Regions from separate parts of the Homo sapiens genome. Here region 1 is linked to region 2. The links are chromatin loops, found by intact Hi-C in ENCODE. Cell type or tissue: endothelial cell of umbilical vein. All regions are shown on one strand. Links, peaks and the distances in the headings refer to the core of each region. The heading gives the core; the rest is flanking DNA.

Region 1 (9,304 bases), core at 629-8,628, 50 kb after region 2:
GCAGACCAGGTGGGGATGGTTTTGGAATGATTCAAGCACATTCCATTTATTGTGCACTTTATTTCTATTACTGTTGCATTGTAATATATAATGAAATAATTATATAACTCACCATAATGTAGAATCAGTGGGAACCCTGAGCTTGTTTTCCCCCATCTAGATGGTTTCATCTAGGGGTGGGGGGATGAAAGACAGTGACAGATTATCAGGTATTAGATTCTCATAAGAAGCTTGCAACCTGGATTCTTCGCATGCTTAGTTCACAGTAGGGTTCACGCTCCTATGAGAATCTAATGCTGCCACAGAACTGACAGGAGGCAGAGCTCAGATGGTAATGCTCACTTGCCCACTGCTCACCTCCTGCTGTGCAGCCCTGTTCCTTACAGGCCATGGACTGGTACCACACAACTATTTGGCCATAGCTACAAAAGCTGATTACAGGTGTAATTACAGATTACATCACTATTACATAGCCTACAAAGAGGTTTAATTGGACTTATAAGTCCACATGACTAGGGAAGCTTCACAATCATGGCGGAAGGCAAGGAGGAGCAAGTCACATCTTACATGGAGGGCAGCAGGCAAAGAGAGAGCTTGTGCAGGGAGACTCATTTTTCAAAACCATCAGATCTTGTGAGACTTATTCACTATCATAAGAACAGTGTGGGAATTACAAATTACATAGCTATGTAGTTACAAATTACATAGCTAATTACACCTGTAATCAACTTTTGTAGCTATGGCCAAATAGTTTTCCCAAGTGGTTGCACCAATTTACACTCCCACCAACAGTACATGATCCTGCTGGCAGCTCAATCTACATTCTTATTAACTGCATTAGTCCATTTTCACGTTGCTGATAAAGACATACCTGAGACTGGGCAATTTACAAAAGAAAGAGGTTTAATTGGACTCACAGTGTGTGACTGGGGAAGCCTCACAATCATGGTGGAAGGCAAGGAGGAGCAAGTCACGTCTTATGTGGATGGCAGCAGGCAAAGAGAGAGCTTGTGCAGGGAGACTACCATTTTTCAAAACCATCAGATCTTGTGAGACTTATTCACTCTCATGGAACAGCATGGGAAAGACCTGCCCCCACAATTCAATTACCTCGCACCAGGTACCTCCCACAACACATGGGAATTCAAGATGAGATTTGGGTGGGGACACAGCCAAACCATATCATCGACCCTTTGTTTTTCCCCATCTTTTTCATTTTAGCCATTCTTTTCATGTGTATTAGACATTTGGATAGCCTCATTTGTGAAATGTCTCATTTTTTCTACTAGGCTTTTCATCTCTTTATTGATCTAAAACATTTTTAATATATTAGACATATGTATTGCAAATCTCTTCTTCTACTGTGGAAGTGGCTTTCATTTCTATTCATTTCAGACTGTTTTAATGCTATCTTATTTCTTTCTTTATGATTCAGCACTCTTTGTGTCCTGCTTAAGAACTCTTTGTCTATTTCATGTTCATTAAAATGTGATTTTTTTCTACAGTCTTCATTATTTTTCCTTTAACATTTAAATTTATAATAAATCTGGGTGTGATTTTTATACAGTGCATTTTTCTTCCCAAGATATCCAGTTGTCTCAGCATCTTTCCAGTCTTTTGCTAAAAATATTTATACAATGTTATAATATGTTATGAATATATATGCATGTTTACTTATTAAGAAATATTAAATTCATATAGAATATTTTAATATTTCATTTAAAATTAATATTGACTAATTGTCAGTGAAATCTACCAAAACATTATTTTTAGTATCTGTATTATATCCCATTTTATGGAATTTAGCCATCCAAATGCTATTAGACATTAAAATTGTTGCCAGATTTTCACACGTAAGAAACCATCCCAACTACTCAGAAGGCTGAGGTAGGAGAATTGTGTGAACCCAGGAGGTGGAGGTTGCAGTGAGCTGAGATCACACCATCGCACTCCAGCCTGGGCAATAAGAGTGAAACTCCATTACAAAAAAAAAAAAAAAAAGAAAGAAAGAGAAAAAAGAAAAAAAAAACACCATTGTAAAAAGCTAGGTATAAATATTTCAATGAGTGTACTCAGGATAGATTCCTAGAAGAATTGATCCAAACGAACATCATAAGGCCTCTGATCATAATTGCCAAATTGCTTTCTGGGAGGTTTCTTAAAACTTAGAATTCTATAAAAACTGAGACTACTTTTCTTTCCCCATGTCACCACAGATTTGCTAACATTAATGATTATCATTAAAATCTTTAGACAATTATACAGAAAGTAAATTACATGTTGATGTGGAATTTGGTTTTCTTTCAAAATTAAATTGAAATGCTTTATGTTAACCATTTTTATTTCATCTGCAGAGAACAGTCTGTTTAATCATCACCTTTTACATTAAACACATTACCGTTCTTTTTATTGCTTTGTCTGAGCTTTATATAAAAGGTAGAAACCAGTCATGTTTAATATAGATTATTCCCAAATACACTGATTGTCTTTAAAAGTTGCCCACTTATATAGGAGTTTCATATTTTTATGTAGCTGAGCCTCTCAACCTTCATTTTATTATTTCTTCCATTACTTTTAATCTTAAATAGCTTGGATCAAGTATTGACTTCTATGGAACATTTTTGCATTTCATTCCTTTTTCTATCTGAACTTATTCTGCTACTTTGATGTAAGATATGGATGAATCTAAATTACATCTTCTCCCCATCCCCAGATACCTAGCTAGTTTTCCCAGCAGCTATTAGTATCTCCCAGTAGCCCAGGAATGCTGTGAATAACGCTGTGTCTTCTTAGCTGCTGCTGCTGCTAAGAATTCCTCTTAGGTGCAGAACCAACATTGGGAGAGTCCCCTGAGAATTGTCGTGTAAAAGATGAGCCACTGGAACGCAGCTCAACCCTGCAACAGAGGCCCCAGAGGAGGCAAGAGCTGCTCCGCCATTCCAATGAAGGAATCTACCGCTTTTGGGGAAAGTTAGGGAGAATGAGGAAGACGTGGTGGTGGTGGTGGGGGTGGGGCGGGGAGGCGGTGGTAAAGAGGAAGAATGGAAGAGTCAGAGACATGAAAAGACGCTGGACAAGCAGAAGCGTCAGTGAAGCTTGCTGGTCTTGGGGCAGTTACGTGGACAGCGCGGGTCAATGTTCGCAGGTGTTACTCAGTTCTTACTGCAATTCCTTACATTTTGGCTATGAAAACCCCTTCTGTCACACTTCTGTTTCCCCAGACTCCAGACTGTGCTCAAAAGGACTTTGCCTGAGTTTGCATGTGTTTTGTGAGGCTCCGAGAGGTGCAGCATTCACATGTGTGCTGTGTGCACACAGAGCAGAAGCCGGGCTGCGGGGGCTGCGGAGTTGTCCCTTGGGCTTGTAGGGGCCTTGGGCAGGGCTCAGGCTGTCGCAGGCCAGGGACTTCAGCATGAGGTGGAGCTAAGCCTGGCCCACATCCGGATTCATTTTGCTGGCCTTGTTGCTTTGCCATTCATTTTGGTTTCTTCTTTTATCACCAGGGCTGATATTTTGAGTTCTATTGGAAGTCTAAATATTGAGGCTTCTTGTATTAAAAATGCAGTCAGTTCTCTGTCTCTCTCTCTCCTTTTACTGTCTTCATCGTTTTTAGGTGCACATTTTAGTGTCATTAAGAACATTTACATTTTTGTGCAACCACACCACCGGATATCCAGAAATTTTTCATCTTCTCAAACTGAGACTCTGCACCCATTAAACACTAACTCCCGATTTACCCCTCTCCCCAACCCCTTGAAACCACCATTCTACTTAATAGCTCTATGAATTTGACTACTCTAGGGACCTCATATAAGTGGAATCATACAATATTCATATATTTGTGACTGGATTATTTCATTTGGCGTAATGTCCTCAAGGTTTATCCATGTTGCAGCATGTGTCAGAATTTCACTTATGTATTTATTTATTTATTTATTTATTTACTTACTTACTTACTGAGACGGAGTCTTGCTCCATCTCCCAGGCTGGAGTGCAGTGGCACAATCTCGGCTCACTGCAACCTCTGCCTCCCAGGTTCAAGCAATTCTCCTGCCTCAGCCTCCCAAGTAGCTGGGACTACAGGCGTGCATCACCATGCCCAGCTAATTTTTGTACTTTTAGTAAAGATGGGATTTCACCATATTGGCCAGGCTGGTCTCGAACTCCTGACCTCAGGTGATCTTCCCGACTTGGCCTCCCAGAGTACTGGGATTACAGGCATGAACCAATGCACCCGGCTTCATTCCTTTCCATTTTAATACTTAATAATGTTCCACTGTGTGGAGAGACCCCATGTCGTCCATCCATTCATCCATCCAGGGACACGTGGGTTGCTTCCAGCTTTTCTCTATTATAAATAACGCTGCTATCAGACCGCTCTTTGTATCCTTAAAATCAAAACAGCAGCCCACACTGGGGGGCTCATGGGGAGAAAACCACATGGCACTCCATACTGTGGGGTCTGTCCCGTGACTCTCAAGCCCTTGGGTCTCCTTCGAAAAGATGGACCTAGTCCCAGCGTGGGGGTCATTATGGAAGAGCACGATGACACAAAGGAATGCCGTGACTTGATACAGCCCCTCATCCCACCAGCATAGGAGGAGGCGAGAGGAGCCTGACCTGCCCTGCCCTCCTGCCTGAAAGCCGCACCCTGGCCTGGGTGAGCCCTAACCTAATCCTTTCACTCAGTTATTTCCAGAAATGTGAGGGCCCAGCTGACCCAGTCCCTCTCTTTGTATCTAGATTTTCTTTTTTCAGTGGGCTCCAAAGAGAGATAACTTTCCTAAAACACAGTACAGTGATGGTAGGAGAGACCGCCTACCCGAGCCAGGTGGCTTCCTTTCTCTCGGGTGCTTTCAGTGGAAAGGGGCCCACCTTGTGTTTTGTGAACATAGAATCCTCTAAGATTGTGGAAGTTAGCCTCTGAGATACAGAGCTTATTATACATGAGTCCTTCATTATTCTGGGTATATCAGACACAAATATAAATGAGAATCCCTGCCCTGGAGGAGATCACTGTGCACCACTGGGGAAACACACACAGTGAAATGATCAGTGTACATTGTGATAAAACCCCAGATGGAGTCACAAATAGCTTTGCACATGGTACAGCTTGGGCCTTTTGGCTGTAGTTTCAGAAAAGGGTATGACAAGGAACGTTACCTTAACAACTAGCCTCGTTTTCAAGATGAGCACATGAGGCCCAAGGAGATGAATTGATGATCTAAAAACATAAGCTGAGTCGTGGCAGACCCAGGGCCAGAATGCAGGCATCACTCCAGGTCTAGTCTCACCTGAACTAGGTGGCCCACTTCTGGGCTCCAGCTTAAAGGTGGTCTTGGGCTTGCTGGGTTTTGAAAAGAGAGGCTGAGCTGTGGAATTTCAGTTAGAAATCCCATTCTTCCTCTATCTCATTCCCTGCTGAAATGACACACTGTTTAACACTCACCCTTCCTGAAGCATGTGAATTCTATCTCATATCCTGCGGGACAATAGCTGGAGTGTGGCTGCAAGATTACCACGTGGTCAGTTTCCATAAACAACATCCATCAGCCTTGCTCCATCCTGCCATGTGGGGTTAGCACCAGCTGACCCCAGGGAAATTTGCTTATCAATCTGGGCTTGTAACATTCAACAGACAGGACTGTAGTTACATTCAGAAGTGTTCTTGCTCCGTGGGAATGTTCTCTGGTTTCTCACTGTGCCTGTGTCCTGTCTGAGGCCTTCCGATGGACATATGTGCTTCTACCTGCCTGGCATCCCTTCCCACTTCTCCTAGTAATAGGACCTTGATGTTCCTTTAGGGACCCACCGTCTCCCATTTCCACCACCACTCTGAATGCATCCAACATCCAAAACTGGGAACAGGGCCCAGACCAGACCAATTAGATTCTCTTGAACATTTGAACATCAAACTGAGGGGTTCAAGGTCAGAAATTGGCTGGGGCTTGTTTGCTGTGAGAACTGAGCCCTGAAGAGACCACCTGGCTACACAGTAGTTCTTGCACCCAGAGCCCCCTCCAGCTGCTTGGTTCTTAGCTGTCTTTCTATTTTGTGACAGATTCTATATTTTTTTCTATATAATACTATTTTGCTTCAATTAGCCAGAGTCTACGTCTGTTGTTTGCAACTGCAGAACCCTGACTGACCAGGGTTGAAACTGAGTAGGCAGATGAAGGGCTCCAGATGAGCGTCAACCAGGAAGGAGTGAAGGGAGAAGTTAAAGGGAGAGGAGTCGGCAATGGTGATGAAACCTCGGTCCAATGCCAGTGAGGAGCCCTAGACAGAATAGATCTCAAAGAAATAAAGAAGAGGTAGACAGGAGGGAATGGTTGTATGGCTTGTAAATGGAGCTCTGTCAAGGGATGGAGAGATTGAGTTATCGGTGGAAAGGTTCCTGGAGATGAGGGGTCGTGGAAATATGAGGCCCAGGAATTAAGGGCTCTGCCATCCTGCAGCTCAAAATCCCTAAGGAAGATGCTGGGAGAAGAAAACGATGACCCAGAAAGTGGAACTGTGGGAATTTGCCCAAAGTGGACCCTTGGCAGTCCTCATACAGTTACCACATGTGGACTAGATTAGGACATCTTTGAACTCACTTTCTCCAAGGGGTTTACTCTCCTGCACTTCGGTCCACATGGATAAGACTGCCCAGGGTACATGTCCAACTGGGAATTTACATGGCCGCAAGTACTGAGGGCAGATGTGTGCTCTGACTATGAGGGTACTTTTCGGAACAGAGTTCCTTGTGACCTCTCTCCTCCTCCCAGGATGAGGTAGGCCAGGCAGGCACATGCAAAGTCCTCACAGACTCATTTCCTCCCCTATATCCCCAGGGCTGAGCTATAGCTGGCTACAACGCAATTTGGCTTTATAATGAATGAAGTTCATATCCCAAGTGACAAGGCCTTTCCTAGCCCTGCTCTCTGGTGAAGTGTCCAGGGTTCTAAACGCTGACATCCATCCTTTCTTTCCTGCTTCCTGCCGTGGGCCCTTTTCCCACAGCTGGGTTGGAAACTATCCTGGCTCCCCAGGCACCCTGGGCAGGCTGGAGCTCCCCTTGCTTTGATTAATCCCCTGCCAAGGAATGACCCTAGCCCAGACCTTCAACCTCAGGCTCTGTTCCTCAATGGGCAATAGTACCTCTTTACTCTGGACTGCTGCCACCTACAGTATGTGAAATGGGGTTTTCCAACAATTATTTTAAAAGCAGTCCAGGAGAAATGCCAGTGAACCAGAAGTGTGGTTAAACTTACAGGAGAAATAGGTTTCTAACCATTTCTGGGTCATTGACCCCTTTGAAAATACTATGGAAGCTGTGAACACTTAAAAAATCACACAAATTGTTCCCCACAATTTCAGGGGGTTCCTGGAATCTCCTAATTGCACACGTTGACTGTATCCAAGGTTCAGAGCCACCTTCAGACCCATGAAGTCCCCCACCCTGTCCCCAGGGTTTCAAATGTGTCCCAACTCTCCTGCAGGAGGTGGCCAGAGTGTGCACCCACCTGCTGGACTCCAGAGTGTGCACCCACGTGCTGGGCCCCAGAGTGTGCACCTGTGTGCTGGACTCCAGAGTGTGCACCCATGTGCTGGGCTCCGGAGGCTGCCCCCAGATCCCTGAGTCTGTAATGTTTCAATGAAAGAGATTGAAGATCCCAAAGAGCTGTGAATGTCACGTGGGAATCATAGCAGATGGCGAGGGGGCCACTCTCCTATGTCACTTATCACCTCTAAGTGGGACCTCATATCCAGCCCCTGGCCCTGAGAAGAGCCCTCTACAGGCCTGTGGTGGCCGCCGTAGCCCGGGTGTGGGCTGGGACTGGGGCAGACCTGAATTTGAGCAAGAAGCTCCTCACAACTCTGACAAGTCCCCATCCTCTCATGTAAAGGAAAATGATCCTGAGCTGGAGGAGCCCTGGGACTCCAGCCTAGCACCATCATGCCCCAGAATCAATGACAGAGAAGAAGCATCCTTGGGCAGGGGCTCCAGGAATGCCTGGTCTCCCAAGAGGGTGGGCACTGGAGCATGGGGCGGGTTTGTTAGGAGCCCACCTGCCAGCATCACGTCTCTGCTGGCTCCTAATGTGGCTGCCAGTCACTCCTACAACCAGGAGATGGCTTGGGGTCAAGTCTGGGCTCTTCCAGGGACACAAGCCAGTGACCCATCTTCCACTCATCTCTCTGTTGCAGAACACCATATTTCCCACTGGAGCCAGGGCCCTGTAGTCCCCACTGAGCCAACCAGCCCCTACCTGCTCACTCCCAGCCCTCACAAACCCAGCACATCCTACGCTCACACCTCTGTCCCTTTCTCTTCATAACCCAGCACAACAATCAGCACGTGGAATTCTTACCTGCAGGACTTCTGTTCATACCTGTTCAGCTTCCATACCATCCCCTCCCCCAGCCCACACCAAGCAGGCAGGGGGCAGAGCCAGTTAGAGGAACCTGGGAGTGACTTCTGGCTCTTTCCTCTCTGCCTCACTCCCCTTTCCAACTTATCCTGCACACCACTGCCTCATGATATTGTACAGTGCAAATCAAGACCTGCCACTCTGGCTCAAAACCTTCCCCTGGCCAGACCCCTCTCTCCCACCACTACCCAGTTAATGTCTGAATGCCTTGAGCCAGCTTACAAGGCATCCATGAAATTGACCTTGTCCCACTGTCAGCACATCTGTCCTGCCCTCCTGTGACTCCCGGAGTCTTTGCTGCAGCCACCTCAAACCAGCTGTGTGTCCTGAGCATATTATTCTGGAATCCCATCCTCTTATCCTCTGTTCCTCCCCACCGTTCGGTAATCCTCCATCCATCCTCAGTCTACCCTGGAGGGTGGCCACTGATTGGGCCCCTTCTCTGACTCACCCACATAAGAGCAGGTGCTTCTGACTCTTGGCTGTCTGAGTGTCATCCCCAGGGGAGCCCTTTCATCCTGATGCTTGGCACTGGGAACCATCTGCTTTAAACTACAATATCATCTCATCTTTGAGATTGAATCTTTTCATTTTAGTGTCAAGAGGCACATTGTCCATGCCTAAAGTGCTCAACAAATGTTGGACAACTAGCTAATTAATTAATGGAAGTCATAGGAGTCTCTGGAGCAGGAAGGTGTGTAGGAAGGCACACAAGCTTGTAAGTCATGCCTCCATCTGGGTTGAGACTACTCTAACTCAAGTGTGACTTGGGGCTCGTTGTTTAACTTATCTGAGCCTCCATCTCTTCACGTGCTCAATGAATGAAGAACCTGCCTTACTTTGAGGTTCAAATGTGACAATGAGGTGCCCAGAACACTATTACATAG
Region 2 (9,304 bases), core at 592-8,591:
ACAGATTGAATTTCAGATTTGGAACCCTTCTGTCACACAAAGCTTTTGATGAAATCAGTTGACTCTTTCTGGAATTATTCTGAAGCAGACCGAAAAGTGAACATGAAATGTCAAGTCATTGGACTGAAACTGAAATCTCATTTTAGTCAATGAAACCAGATGTCATGGCTATCCTGGAAAACCTTGATAAGCTGAACACATAGCGGAGCCTTGGTTACATCTCAAAGAAGGAACCCATGATGAGAAAAGCCAGTCTAAGTGATGGCACACTCCAGCAGCAGCCTGTGCAGGGGAAAACCATGGTGTTTAATCATGGGAATTCACACTTGGTGATGAGCCCGGAGGATGTCTAACCCAGAGCCATGGTGTATGAGGCTGCAAGGGCTACCATAACTCAGTTCCATTGACTGGGTGGCTTAAACCACAGATATTTACTGTCTCTCGGTTCTGGAGGCTGGAAGTCTGAGATCACTGTGTCTGTAGGCTTGGTTCCTTCTGAGACCTCTCTTCTTGGCTTGTAGACAGCCATCTCCTCCATGTACCTTCATGTGGTCTTCTTTCTGTTGAGTCTCTGTCCTAATCACTTCTTCGTATCAAGAGACTGGTCATGTAAATTAGGACTTACATGAATGACCTCATTTTAACCTAATTGCCTCTTTAAATAACCTGTCTCCAAATATGGTCACATTCTGAGGTACTGAGGATTAAGACTTCAGCAGATGAATTTGGGGAGGGCACAGTTCTGCCTATGACACATGGATTTCCTTGTCTCTCCTGGTGCTCCGTGGCCTGTTTGGTTTCTTGCAAGTTCTCTAACCTACAGAATTAAGTGACCTCTGGCTTGTAATGTGTTAATCAAATGGCCAATTGCCCTGATATTATAGTGGGGATGATTCAGTACTTTTCCCAAACTTTGAATCATTAGTGCATGAGACTTCACATTCTTAAGTTCTTTTCCTTTTTTTTGAGACAGAGTCTTGCTCTTTTGCCCAGGCTGGAGCACATTGGCACGATTTCAGCTCATTACAACCTCTGCCTCCCAGGTTCAAGTGATTCTCGTGCTTCAGCCTCCCCAGCAGCTGGGATTACAAGCATGTGCCACCATGCCTAGCTAATTTTTGTATTTTTTAGTAGAGATGGGTTTCACTATGTTGGCCAGGCTGGTCTTGAACTCTTGGCCTCAAGTGATCCACCTGCTTCAGCCTCCCAAAGTGCTGGGATTACAGGTGTGAGCCACCGCACCCATCCGGTTCTTTTCCTTTTCTTTCATTAATAATTACTTTAGGTAGTCTGTAATTTGAATTTACTTATTTTTCAAGGGAGTGTTTCTGAAACACAAGTTTGAGAACTAAATGTTTCTATATTTTGTATAATGTTTTATGGTTTATTAACACATTTTAAATACATATGTTTTGGACTCTGAAAAATAATGCAAACCTTGCCACTTCTGTATCTGTATTGATTTCAATTTCCTGGATTGAAGTGACAATAACATGGAGGGAGTTTTTTTTTTTTTTTTTCATTTTTCACATAGACCCAGAAGACGATGAGCAGGTAGCCCAATTTAACCTTTTGTTTTTTGAATGAAGCTAATAAGATTAAATGTTGGAAAACAAAAGATATTACATTTATTTAATAACAATGCAGGTCTAAAAATCCAGGCCAGTATTAAAAGCTGAGCAAAGAAAAACAACAGGAAAGTCAGGTGGATAAAATTGGCCAACACAGCTATAGACTCCAAAAGAGAGGACCTTGATTTGGAGCAACTAGAAAATGCCACCCTCTGAAAGAGAAGCTCACAGTGACCAATAGAAAATTAATGAGCTCAGGCACCTGTATATATACACCAGGAACTGAGTCATTTGCCAGCGTGCTCAGAGGTTCAGTAGTGTTTCCGGCGGTGTGTGCTGGAGAAGGTCACTTCTGTAAGGTAATACAGGGATTGAGGGTGCCTGAGTATGCAGACCTCTGTATATTGTTCCCCTTTCTTAGAGAGCTGAAATGCTCAATAATGCTTTAAATGCCCTGAGAGGCCCTACAAGGAAAACAAGCAAATCCAGGTTAATTTTATTTAACCTAGTGTTTTCTACAAGGGGTTTGACTCTAGGCCTCTCATTGTAGGACCACATTCACAGGAGGTTAGCGTAAGCCTCTCACATGCATTATCTCATTGAATTCCCTTATAGCGCTACACAATTTGCCACTGTTAGTACCCACATGTGATGAATAATGAAACAGAATCTAACAGCGATGAAATAAACTAACCTCAGGGAACAGTGAGTGCTGGAACCTGGGCTGACTCCCTGCAGCCTGCACAGAGGCTGTGTCCCACACACTCCCCACCCAGGCACACCAGCAGGCTCTTCTGAGCTGCCGCAGGAGCTGCCCAGTTCCCATGAGAGGTCCATCCCCTGGGTGGAGATAGAGAAACTGGGCATTCAGAGCCCAACAGCTCTCAAGTACTGTTCCTCTTAAGGCCACTCCCCAACCCCTCATCCTCTGGTTGGTGCTCACCAGTGGGTCAATGGTAGAAATTTTGTTTTCCAGATTGGTTTATCAACTTTGAGAGAAGAGTGTGCTTTGCAGACTGGCCTCTGTGAATGCATCATCCTCCTCACAATCTGAGCAGGGCTTCACAAGGTCACAAGGGAAGCACTAACTGTGGACGTTCGGGAAGGGTCGTACGTCATCGTGGGGGCTGTCTTGTGCACTGGGGATGCTTGCGAGCATCCCTGGCCTCCACCTACCGGAAGCCAGTAGCACCCCTCACCCTCCCCAACAGGTTGTGGTGACCAAAAATGTCTCCAGCCATTGCCAATGTCCCCTGGGGGGCAGAATTGCCTGGTGAGAATGACTTGAGTTAGAGCATTATGTTAATTCACACCCCCCATCCATTTGCATGTCTGTGAGCATGAATCAGGCCGCGGGAGCACCCCCCGGTCTTGGGTAAATAGAGAAACTTGGGATTCTGAAATTGCACAGTATTAGGCTGTTCTTGCATTGCTATAAAAAATACCTGAGACTGGATAATTTATAGAGAAAAGAGGTTTAATTGGCTCATGGATCCTCAGGCTGTACAGGAAGCATGATACTGGCATCTGCTCAGTTTCTGGGGAAGCCTCAGGAAACTTACAATCGTGGTGGAAGGTGAAGCGGGAGTACGCATGTCACACATCACATGGCAAAAGCAGGAGCACTTTTAAATGACCAGATTTTGCAAGAACTCACTCACTATCATGAGGATAGCACCAACGGAACGGCACTAAACTATTCGTGAGAAATCCACCCCATGATCCAGTCACCTCTCACCAGGCCCCACCTCCAGCACTGGGGATTACAATTCAACATGAGATTTAGACAAGGACAGAACCAAACCCCATCACATAGGAAGCTGAAACTTAGCGACTGAACCCCAGGGCACCTGGATCAGTCAGTGCCCCAGGAGGAACCAGAAGGCCCACTAGGACTGGGGAACTGAGGTAAGCCTAAGGATAATCAAGATAGCGCCAGCGGAGTTGAGGGACATCAACAAAGAATGATGCAGCATGCTGGGCTCAGCTCAGCTGGAAGTGATTGTCATCCCTGCACTTGCAGGGGCAGATGAGTAAGCAATTTCCCGAACCTGGAGAGTTGTATGGAAAGACTGCCCAAGCCAAGCTGTAGCCCTTAGGACAGAGACACAGCCTTCTGGAGCAACCTGGCATGGAGTGCCGGGGAGAAATGACTCCCTTCATACTCTTCCTCCTTCCTGTTTTTTGCTGTCTTCCTCCATTGGCCAAGGTGATAGAAAGCCAAAAGACAAGAGAGTGGCGAATGTGGAATACTCGCTCTCATTCTAGATCAGTTTTCTCCAAATTACTCACAAGCCATCCCAGCATCATTTATTGTGTGATTCTTTTCCCCAAATGGAGTGCTTATTTATTGTCTATTGAATTGTTATATAAAACAGTCTTATTTTTGTTGATTCTGTTATGCTACTCTATATATCTTTTAAAAAATGAGCTCCTCATTATTTCAATTATTTGCTTTGTGACATGGTTTAATATGTAATGGAACTAGCTGGACTAATTTTGCTGCCAAACTACAGTTTACCATTCCCCCTTCCTCCTTCTTTGTTTATTTTCCCATTGTGTGTCTTAAATGACTAACAGCCCAAACCTTTCTGATTGCAGTGGGCAGATTGCCTGAACCTTACTATAAATTTAGTACTCTTTAACACTTACCCAGGTTTTCTTTGATTTGCTTTCCTTTTCATTAAAAACAAAACATTCTTGAAAATTATTCCTCGGCATGTTTGCTAGAATGGTTTATTTCAGCTTGGATGTATGCATTTCTCTCCTTTCCAAATGGAAAATTCTATAAAACTAAAAAACAAGCATACCACACTCTTCCTTTTTTTAGACCAGTATTTCCAACAGTAGCCTCAGCTTTGTTTTGGTCTCCAGTTCTGTCCTAAGTCTCGTTTGAGCAGTGTTGCCTTCTTGAGACCTGATGCTTCACCCGGACACGCACCATTTGTTCAGTGTAAATGTTTTGTTTTTAATGAGAAAAATTTAGTCTCAATATCTGCAAGGAAAAGTAAGATTTTGGTATCCAACATTACTACTAATCCTTTGGGATGTGTAAAATGCACGACATCTGGGTACAATAAACAATAATATGGTCTAATAATGTTTTCATTGCTCAGCATCCTTTTAATAAGCTGTCCACAGGTTTTTTTAAAAAATGTCTTAAACAAATAATAACAAGGAAATTTCAGAACCACAGACATCATTAGCTTGTATTTCCTGAGAGTGATTCCGCAGAGTGAAATAGGGACATACACAGGTGAGATAAAATTTCTGGTTGAGAGAGACATTTATCATAGCACAGGGGGAAATGCCTAATGAGTTACACGAAAGCAAAACATCCAGACTCTTGCAATTTTGACTTCTGCTGCATCTTGAAGCAGGCGCTGTGGACTGAAGGAAGGGTCGTGATGATTAAGCTCCAACTGGAGCCAGTGGAACAATGTAAAAAATTTACCCTTCAATTTGGTTAACTTTCCTTTTTTTTTTTTTTTTAAGTACCTTTTGGTTTCACACAGCTTTAAAATGTACTAAATAACACTAGCAAGAATTCCACCAATGCAGCAATGAGACAAGACCATAATTTATCTGGGAAATTGACCAAAACAAAAATACATTACTGAAAAAGGTGAAGAATGGCTTCCCCTTTCTCTTTCTCTGTTGGCGGAGTGATTTTGTGTACTTGGCTCCAGCAGGGAAAACAAGCGTTGATAAATTAGGTGTTGCAAGCACCCTCCTGCCAGGTTAGCAGGCGGGACCTGTGGCATGCTTTCCCTCACTGGCTGTCACGCTCTCTCTCTCCTTGGGGACATCAGGAAGCTGTCCAGAAAAATAATTGCTTGACATGGTGGGTGGGTCAGGACCCTTTCCAAGCGACCTAGAAGAAAGAATAAAATATTACATTCAAATATCTGTCTAGCAAACATGCCTATATTTTGTATTTTCCATAATTCCACCATGCAAACAAGTCAGTTGATGTATTACCTTCGAACAGTGTAAGTGTTAAGGGGAATAAAAAGTAGAAATGTGTGGTCTCTTCCTTAAAGAGGTACAAGTAACAGAACATTTCTAATTTAAAATTAGCCAGTAATATGAGATATTGTTCGTGTTTATATGTGAATTAAATACTACAAAGAATATGACCTACTGGGGATACATCCCCCAAGCAGATCAGAGGACAGGCTCTGTGGCAACTCTGAAAGGAACCTGGCTCCAGGGGTCAGGAGCCTCTCAAGATCCTCAGCTGAGGGCTCAGGAACTAACACATCTCTCCACTGGAACACCCAGCAAACTGGAAATTGTGAGATATCTGAACAGCATCCATGGTTTTAAAGAAGGGACCAACCTGTACAAATACCTCCCTATGCTGACAGCCTGCCTCAGGAGCACAAGATAACTCTGAAATAACCAATTCACATTCTCAAAGAGATTTGAGGACATTCTTTAGAGAGAAAAGGGAGTAGTATAAACTGGGAAGGATGCTTCGTAAGTTTTGTTTTGTTTCTAATCAAGTAGTCAATAGTAGATTGGCTCCTCCAGAAAACTGAGTATTTATTACTTTTATAATCAGAAAAAAAGTGAAACGATTTGCATTTTGGATTTTAAGAAGAAAAGCATACAATTAGATACATCTCTGTGAAGATTTCAAAATTCCAGAAATACAGGCAACCTGCTGAAACAAAACAAAACAAAACAAAACAAAACAAAACAGGCATTTCACTTCTTTGCAGCAAGATATATCAGTCACAGTGGACCCGCAGCTTCTGAGTGTTGAGGGGACATCTGTGGCCCCAGCATCCAATCTTGCCAAGTATCGTCCCTTCCTGTGGCCACAATCACAACGATCTCAGGAAGGGCCCCTTCCCCCACTGTGAAAGTTGCCAGGAAAGATCTCCTGAGAACTGAGCAATGATCAAAATGTGGAAGGTAATAACAGGGAAGATTTGTATAAAATAAACCACATGAAATGGACATGAAGGAGTAAGTAAACATTGATAACAAGTTTATAAAACTCAATGCCTCAAGGCGGGCAGATCACCTGAGGTCAGGATTTCGAGACCAGCCTGGCCAACATGGCAAATCCCTGTGTCTACTAAAAGTACAAGAATTAGCTGGGTGTGGTGGCACGTGCCTGTAATCCCAGCTACTCAGAAGGCTGAGGCAGGAGAATCGCTTAAAAGTGGGAGGTGGAGGTTGCAGTGAGCCGAGATAGCGCCACTGCACTCCAGCCTGGGCAACAAAGGCGAGGCTCCGTCTCAAAAAATAATAATAATAATACTAAAAAGAAATGATCTGTAATGTAAAAATAGTTTAACGATAATCATCTGCAATTTAAATTCTCACTGACTTTACCAACAGCTTGGAAGGGAGATAGAGCAAAAGAAAAAAAAAACAATATAACATGCTACATGCTTTCATCCTACGTGAGAAAGGTAAAAGACCAATAACAGGCTACATGTTAACATCTCATCCTACATAAGAAAGCTAAAGGATGCAGTTTATACAAATGTTGATTTATATATATATATGTATATATATGCAAATCAAACTTAAGCATTACCGTTGTTAGTGAAGTAAACAGAAAATGCACAAATCATCAAGAAAAAAGAGAACAAGTACTGCCTGGCAATATGGCAAAAGGTAGGGAAGGAAATACATTGGAAGCATGAGGGAAACATAAATAAACATCATAAATTAAGATGACAGAATTAAGACCAAGCAAATCAGTTAATATGGCAAAGTAAATGTTTAAACTCTTCTGTTAAAAGACAACTCTTAGACTGAATAAAAGCAAGTATAAACTTTTATGTTCCTCTGAATGATCCTTTTAAAATGTAAGCATCCCTATAAAGGCAGGTTCTTGGAAAAAGAATTTCCTGGAAGTGCATGTCTTCTGACACCTAAAGGACAGAGAGAAAATGAGCAAAAGCCCATGAATTCACCCATCTGCTTTCACTCAGCCAGCATCTCCTGAATGACCCTGGACACTGCTTGGGTTGTGGAGAATACGAAGGTGAGCAAGACACTACGTCTGCTCTCGGGAGGTGCCATTCTGGAGAGGAGCACAGACGTGGGAAGAGGTGGTGACCCCATGAAGGACACATGCCGTGAGGGGAAGAATGGCAAGCACAGGGCCAGCCTCCCCCACCTCAAGCCAAGAAATCAGTTTGAAGCAGGATAGGGTCATTATATAATTGGTCATTTGTGTCTGTAGCTCTCATAGAAAAACTCAGATTAAATAACTAATCATGCCCACACACTCAAAATGTACCCCATTTTGTGTACATTTCAGTTGTTAATATTTTTTTTCAGCCGGGGTCACTTCCCTGTGTAGACGCACAGAGCCTGATTCTCCTGCACAGCTCTCCCGAGTGGGTGATGCTTGGGAACTGGTTGAACAGAAAAAGGCGCTGAGCTGCACAAGGGAACTTTTCCTACAGCAGCAGAGGAGTCAGAAGATGAAAATAAGGATACAGGAAATCACTGCACAGAGCAGGGAATTGAAGCATTACCCTGTCGGGGGCGGAGGTGGTCGTTGGAAGCGTGCAATTACTTTCAACTATTTTTATAACTGGTTAGCCGTCATGCCAGATCTGAGGCTTTCTTTAGTCAATAGCAGGGTTTTTACTAATTCTGTACATTTTCAGAGGCCTCAGAGACAATGTGAGACGATTGCAGCTTCTAACGTGTCTCACATCTGTGCAAGTGACTTAGCTTATTCCAGTTGGGGACTGGCTTAGGTTGGGCTCCCCCAGAAGCAGACCCCCAAACCAAGATGTGAGTGCAAGTCATGTATTTTAGAGGTGATCCTAGAGAGCCATGGCAAGTGAGTCGGGAAAGGGGTGGGGGAGGGTGGGAAACCAAGGCAGGGAGTTCTTGTAAGCAGGTCCCCACCACCCCCCCGCCCCGAGGGCATTCGGGCTCATCCGCTACATTCTGCTGGGGGAAGAGGAAGCTGGGTATTCACCCACTCGCTGCCTTCCATCATAGTTGAGAGCAGCCCTGGGATATTAACTCCCCAGCTTGGTCAGCCATGCCTGGCCCTGCAGCCATTGAACTCTTTCATGCAGCAGGCACAGGGGTTTGAAGGTCACAAGCCATGGGCATGTGTATGAATGGAGAGTACCTAGGTGATGCTGGTGGGGTGCTGGCAGCATCCATTAAACAGCTGTGCCTCCACTCTTCTCGCTATCCTCTGCTACTGCTTATCATTTCACATCTTTGTTAAATTAATGCTTGTATATATTTTTTAATTTTTAAAGATACTTTTATGTTGCTCAGGCTGGTCTCAAACTCCTGACTTCAAGTGATCCTCCTGTCTCAGCCTCCCAAAATGCTGGAATTACAGGCATGAGCCACTGCACCTGGCCAGTGCCTTGTGTCTTATTTCTGCTAAACTGCTGTGGCTTCACGCTATTACACTTTCCCTCCCTCCTTCCTTCCCCCTACTTTCTCTTTCCTGCCTGCAAACATTTAATGAATGACCACTCATTTCAGGCCCTGGTGATGAAAGATGACTGGACCTTTATGTGCACAGATTCTTCATGACACTGTATTGGCAAGGCTAGGAGACAGGCATGCATGAAATACTGTGGAACATGGAGCTAGTGTCTTCTAGCTTGAAAGTAACTGCCAGGGAACTGGATGAAGTGACTCCTGAAAAGGCAGTGCAAAAATGTGCGTCAAGCTCAGAGCATGCAAGGTGCTGGTTGAAGGTGACGTTTGATTATGACAGC

What was found. Hi-C counts contacts between places; a loop is a spot of excess contacts. Peaks named below come from ENCODE experiments on the same cell type or tissue, not always from the same donor. Only the 100,000 strongest peaks of a DNase experiment are listed, where the experiment ranks them.
Region 1: a loop joins it to region 2, with 2.1 times the contacts of the local background. A loop is called at or near these places in 2 of 110 quality-filtered maps.

What each region holds. Positions count from the first base shown.
Region 1 is chr2:236,943,326-236,952,629 of GRCh38, reverse strand. It overlaps COPS8-DT (COPS8 divergent transcript), which reads left to right. Exons shown (of 3, transcript NR_187934.1): 2 at 1-9. Among named protein-coding and RNA genes, the nearest start is that of COPS8-DT, 140 kb to the left of the region's middle. In endothelial cell of umbilical vein, for the core only: no CTCF peak of the experiment used is centred there; DNase peaks (open chromatin) are centred at 5,549 and 7,019; H3K27ac peaks cover 1,314 bases.
Region 2 is chr2:236,993,244-237,002,547 of GRCh38, reverse strand. The region is part of intron 1 of COPS8-DT (COPS8 divergent transcript); the gene reads left to right. Among named protein-coding and RNA genes, the nearest start is that of COPS8-DT, 88 kb to the left of the region's middle. In endothelial cell of umbilical vein, for the core only: no CTCF peak of the experiment used is centred there; DNase peaks (open chromatin) are centred at 3,627 and 4,127; H3K27ac peaks cover 2,052 bases.